Regions from separate parts of the Homo sapiens genome. Here region 1 is linked to region 2. Evidence: chromatin contacts called from ENCODE Hi-C data. All regions are on one chromosome and are shown on one strand. The core of a region is the stretch at or near the end of the contact, and the rest is flanking DNA. Distances in the headings are between cores, read along the strand shown.

Evidence for each region. Hi-C counts contacts between places; a loop is a spot of excess contacts on that map. Pooled maps may share reads with other maps.
Region 1: a pooled map shows a loop between it and region 2 (4-fold over the local background). The contact joins the promoter of LRP8 here to the enhancer-like site in region 2. A Hi-C loop is called at or near these places in 2 of 37 single-sample maps with no recorded cell type and 2 of 50 pooled maps.

The regions. Positions count from the first base shown.
Region 1 is chr1:53,326,820-53,329,519 of GRCh38, reverse strand. It overlaps LRP8 (LDL receptor related protein 8), which reads left to right and starts at 1,450. Exons shown (of 19, transcript NM_004631.5): 1 at 1,450-1,731; 2 at 2,528-2,647. The coding sequence starts at 1,608. LRP8-DT (LRP8 divergent transcript) reads right to left here and starts at 1,287. Exons shown (of 3, transcript NR_131923.1): 1 at 1,145-1,287. RefSeq lists enhancers at 1,014-1,243, 2,294-2,403 and silencers at 1,314-1,513, 1,584-1,733, 1,784-1,953, 2,469-2,700.
Region 2 is chr1:52,859,248-52,861,947 of GRCh38, reverse strand. ZYG11A (zyg-11 family member A, cell cycle regulator) reads right to left here. Exons shown (of 14, transcript NM_001004339.3): 4 at 1,077-1,217. Among named protein-coding and RNA genes, the nearest start is that of ZYG11A, 18 kb to the right of the region's middle. Within about 2 kb of position 1,332, at least 3 of the 41 ENCODE cell types and tissues checked have a DNase peak (open chromatin) inside an H3K27ac peak, as active enhancers do.

The DNA of each region.
Region 1 (2,700 bases), core at 201-2,700, 470 kb before region 2:
GCACATATAGGTGAAAGGACGCCTGCATTTCGTTGTCTGTGTGCTAATGGTCTGTCTCCCCACAGGTCAGGGACCTCTCCGGGGCTGGCACCATGCCTGATTCACCTTGGTACCCGCAGGCCCAGCACAGGGTTGGCACAGAACAGGGCCTGAAATGCTTGCTGAATGACTGAATGAACAAGGGACAGGAGGGGTGATGATGGCAGGAGCACCGTGCCGGGCTCTCTGGGGATCTAAGTCCCTTTCTGGTGGGGTGGCCACAGATATTGCCGCTGGGCTGCCCTTTGGGGGACTACGGCTCAGGAGGCTGCTGAGGAGACAGGGTGGTTTCCAGGCCAAGGGCTAACAGCACCTGCCCATCCGCGAGGGAGGTGAAGGGGCAAGAGGGGAGGGAGGGTGGACCTAACACTGGCTCTTGGCACCTGCAGGCCGGTTGTTTTGAGTGGCCAATGCCCTGGAATCTCATTCTCTAAAGAAGGTTGTGTGGGTTGGACCCGGCTCACAAGTCTGAGGCTGAAATCGAATCCCAGCTCGCTCTCCGCACCCATTCTCCCCAGTGTGGGTGAGGCGGGCTGCAGCCCTCCAGAGGAAGAGGTGCCTTCTCCTTCCTGCAGAAGACAGCAGGGGCGGACAGCGCGGGCCTAGGTGCGCGGCCCCTAGCGGCAGGGATGGCATCCCTTCCGTGCCCTCCCCTTCCCCCCCGCCCGGCCCGCCCCACAGACCTCGTCTTTCTCCATCACAGCGAGGATTCCTTGTCTTCCCTGCGGGCCCCCCCTGGTTGCCCCTCTGACTAGGGGCCTGGAGCGTACTTAACGACGATGAATAGTCTGTGCACCAGGCCCAATCCACCTGCCTCACGTCCCCATGATCACATGAGCGTGCAACATGCACAGATGCACATGGCACGGAAACCAAACCAGCCACAGGGATTTATAATATCCCAGCCGGAGCCCATGACAGGTGCAGGGGTCCAGCCCTGCGCCCCCAGCTTCTCCCTGCTCATCCACATCTTGGGATCTCACCCCTATCCCTCCCTCCCCCGCCCCACGCGCACACTGCACAGGCCTGTTCGTCCTGTAACATCATTTCCCCTCCCGCCCAGGCTCACTCCTAGACATCCCTCAGCCTCTGATCCGCCTGTCACCTCCTCCAGGAAGCCTCTGCTGCTTCCTCTGGACCTGCTACCTCCGTGGTGAGGGGCTCGCCTGGCCCATCCCTGCGTCTGCAGAGCCCAGCACTCAGGCGAGCCCAGAGCAGGGCCGTGGAGCGCCCGCTGAGAGAAGAGTGGACGAAAGACAGGAGGGAGGAGGGCGAGGAGGCGGCGGCAGGGGGAGCGTGGGGCGGAGGCGGCAGCGGGAGGGAGCGCGCGCGCTGGCGGCGGCCGCCCAGGGCCGGGGCCGCGCGCCCAGCCTGAGCCCGCCCCGCCGCCGAGCGTCACCGAACCTGCTTGAAATGCAGCCGAGGAGCCGGGGCGGGCGGCAGCGGCGGCGGCGGCGGCGGCGGGGGCAGCGGCAACCCCGGCGCCGCGGCAAGGACTCGGAGGGCTGAGACGCGGCGGCGGCGGCGCGGGGAGCGCGGGGCGCGGCGGCCGGAGCCCCGGGCCCGCCATGGGCCTCCCCGAGCCGGGCCCTCTCCGGCTTCTGGCGCTGCTGCTGCTGCTGCTGCTGCTGCTGCTGCTGCAGCTCCAGCATCTTGCGGCGGCAGCGGCTGATCCGCTGCTCGGCGGCCAAGGTGCGTGCAGCCGGTCTCTGACTCGGCTCTGCTCCGCCCTAGCCACCAACAAAGCGCGGCCGGGAGGCCGGAGCGGGGAGGGGTCCAGAACCCGGGGCTATCGGGGGCTCCCGGGCGGACAGGCTCCACGCGAAGCGGCTATTCCTGAATTTGCCCTCGGCCCCCCGCCCCCGCGGGCCTCGGTGTTGAGGGCTCTGCCCTCTGGGCAGCGGATCTTGGGGGAGGGGTGCAGGGGGGCTTGGCCAGCGGGGAACTTTGCCGGAGGGGCGGCCATTCATGGTTCCGGATGAGCTGTGTGATTCTCGCCGTTGGGGTTTATTTGACACGCGCGCTCCGCGGCGGTAATGAGCAGAGCCGGGCGGCTTCTCCGCTTGACAATGCGTTTCCGCAGACCCCTGCGCGCGGCGGAGAGAGAGGGGGCTGCCTGCCAGGGTGATGTGCCTGCGGCTCCCACTGCGCCTGGCGCGCGGGCGCGGGGACTCCCTATGGGCTGTATCTGAGCAGATCTCTGACTATGGGTCGCGTGTGCGGGTGAGTGCGTCTGAATGGAGGGTATACCCAGGTCGTGTGACACTTTAAGTAGGTGCCTGGTCTCGCCGTGCCACCGAGCGGCCCGACATCCACGGAACCCCTGCCATCGTGCCCTCCCTTTGGATGGAGTGTGCCTGAAGCCCCCGGGGTCTCCATAATCGCCCCCTTTCCTCCTCCCCAGCGGGTCCTTCCGGGTGGCCCGGACTGCATGGTGGGGAGTGGGGCCGAGTCCGCTGATCCAGCTCACGCTCCCTCCCCCTCGCAGGGCCGGCCAAGGATTGCGAAAAGGACCAATTCCAGTGCCGGAACGAGCGCTGCATCCCCTCTGTGTGGAGATGCGACGAGGACGATGACTGCTTAGACCACAGCGACGAGGACGACTGCCGTGAGTGGCGGGCCAGGGAGCTCAGACCCGGGGAGAGAAAAGGAACGGTGGGG
Region 2 (2,700 bases), core at 83-2,582:
CGTGAGCCATGGTGCCCAGCCAGAAGCTAATTTTTTTTCTTTTTCTAAATTTTTGTAGAGACAGGGTCTTACTAATGTTGATCAGGCTAGTCTTGAACTCCTGGCCCCAGGAAATCCTCCCATCTCGGCCTCCCAACCAAAGTGGTGGGATTACAGGCATGAGCCACCACAGCTGACCCAGAGTTTTTCTTTATACAGCTTTTGAGCTGTAAATAAAGTTAATCTCCCATGCTGTAAAAATATTTTTTTTTGAGTCTCGCTCTGTCACCAGGAGGGAGTGCAATGGCACAATCTCGGCTCACTGCAACCTCCACCTCCCGAGTTCCAGCGATTCTCCTGCCTCAGTCTCCCAAGTAGCTGGGACTATAGGAGTGCGCCACCACGCCCACCAAATTTTTGTATTGTTTTTAGTGGAGACGGGGTTTCACCATGTTGGCCAGGATGGTCTCAATCTCTTGACCTCGTGATCCACCCGCTTCGGCCTCCCAAAGTGCTGGGAAAATATCCACATTTTTAAGGAATTGCAAAAAATTACAAATAAAGACAAGGTTTTTCTTAAGACCTTTCATTGTTATGTTTCACTAAAAACAACAATTTTCAAATAAACACATGTATAAAAGAAAAATAAATAACTGAAGTTTTCTTTCCCAAGCCTCTTAATACTTGTAATTACATTTACAATAAAACGCATCCTTCCCTAAACCAAAGCTAAGTTTGGCTATATCGATAAAAGCAACTTTATGTCATTCACAAAATACTTCAAGTGGTAGATTTGGCCACCCTTAATTATTTTTATTTTGTTCTGCACTTGTTTTCTTTCAGAAAGCCACATGATCCTATTATTCCCTTACTTAGACCAAATTTTAACTGTTTTGATTCTAATTTATTCCACATAAATCCAGATGCTCAAAGCAAAAGACACTTTGGCAGCTAAGCTTAACATTCTTTGCTCTATGAGAGCACTTGACTCACTATAGAATAAAGCATATAATTTATTATATTCAGTGTGGTTCGTGAACAATTATTAATTGAACCAAGTTAAGAAGTAATAGTAAAAATTGTCTTCCTTCAATTACCTTTAAAATAGCAGGCATGGTTACCTCCATTGAAAATGTCTCTGTGAACAGCCTGTGGAGGGCTTCCTTCACAAAACATGATCTGTTCCTGTATCGGCTCAGTGCTTCTGAAATCTGACTCATACTGGCTCCTCCAGCAACCTGAAAATAAAGATGTTACCAAACAGGTTTCACCATTCATATTTTTTCACCATTCATTTTTAACCACAGGGTTTTTGGGGCATCCAGTGTTTAAGACAATAACAACAAATGTTCAATTAAATGTTCCAGGTGTTGGCCAGGCGCAGTGGCTCACGCCTGTAATCCCAGCACTTTGTGAGGCTGAGGCAGGTGAATCACCCGAGGTCAGGAGTAGAGACCAGCCTGAACAATATGGTGAAACCCCATCTCTACTAAAATTACAAAAATTAGCCAGGCGTGGTGGCAGGCGCCTGTAGTCCCAGCTACATGACAAAATATGCTGAGAGAAAGTAAAGATCTAAATAAATGCAGAGATATACAGGATTCAAGAATCAGGAGACTAGCGCCAGGCGTGGTGGCTAATGCCTGTAATCCCAACACTTTGGGAGTCTGAGGCTCAAGGGTTGCTTGAGCCCAGGACTACGAGACCAGCCTGGACAACATAGTGAGACCTCGCCTCTATTTTTTAAAACAACATGAGACTCAACGTTATTAAACGGCAATTTTCCTCAAACTGACCTACAGATTTAATGCAATCCCAACTAAAATACCAGTAGTCCTTTTTGTAGATATTGACAAGTTGCTTTTATGATTTATATGGAAATACAAAGAACCTAGAATAACCAAAACAATTATGAAACAGAATAACAGTTGAAGAAGTCACATTACCCAATTTCAAGACTTCATATAAAGTTATAGTAATCAAGACAGTAGGCCGGGGCACAATGGCTCAGGCCTGTAATCCCAATACTTTGGGAGGCCAAAGTGGGCAGATCACCTGAGGTCAGGAGTTCAAGACCAGCCTGGCCAACATGGTAAATCCTCATCTCTACTAAAAGTACAAAAATTAGATGGGCGTGGTGGTGCACGCCTATAGTCCCAGCTACTAGGGAGGCTGAGCCAGGAGAATCACTTGAACCCGGGAGGCAGAGGTTGCAGTGAGCCGAGATCACACCACTGCACTCCAGCCTGGGTGACAGACCGAGACTCTGTCTCAAAAAAAAAAAAAAAAAAAAAAAAAAAAGGCAATACACAAACAGATAAAAATAAAGAGCCCAGCTGGGCGTGGTGGCTCACACCTGTAATCCTAGCACTTTGGAAGGATGAGGCAGGCAGATCACGAGGTCAGGAGATCGAGACTATCCTGGCTAACACGGTGAAACACCATCTCTACTAAAAATACAAAAAATTAGCCAGGCGTGGTGGTGGGTGCCTATAGTCCCAGCTACTCTGGAGCCTGAGGCAGGAGAATGGCGTGAACCCGGGAGGCGGAGATTGCAGTGAGCAGAGATCGTGTCACTGCACTCCAGCCTGGGCGACAGAGCAAGACTCCGTCTCAAAAAAAATAAAAAATAAAGAGCCCAGTAACAGACTCACACATATACGGACACCCGATTTTCAACAAAGATGCCAAGTTTATCCAAGGGGGGAAGAGATAATCCTT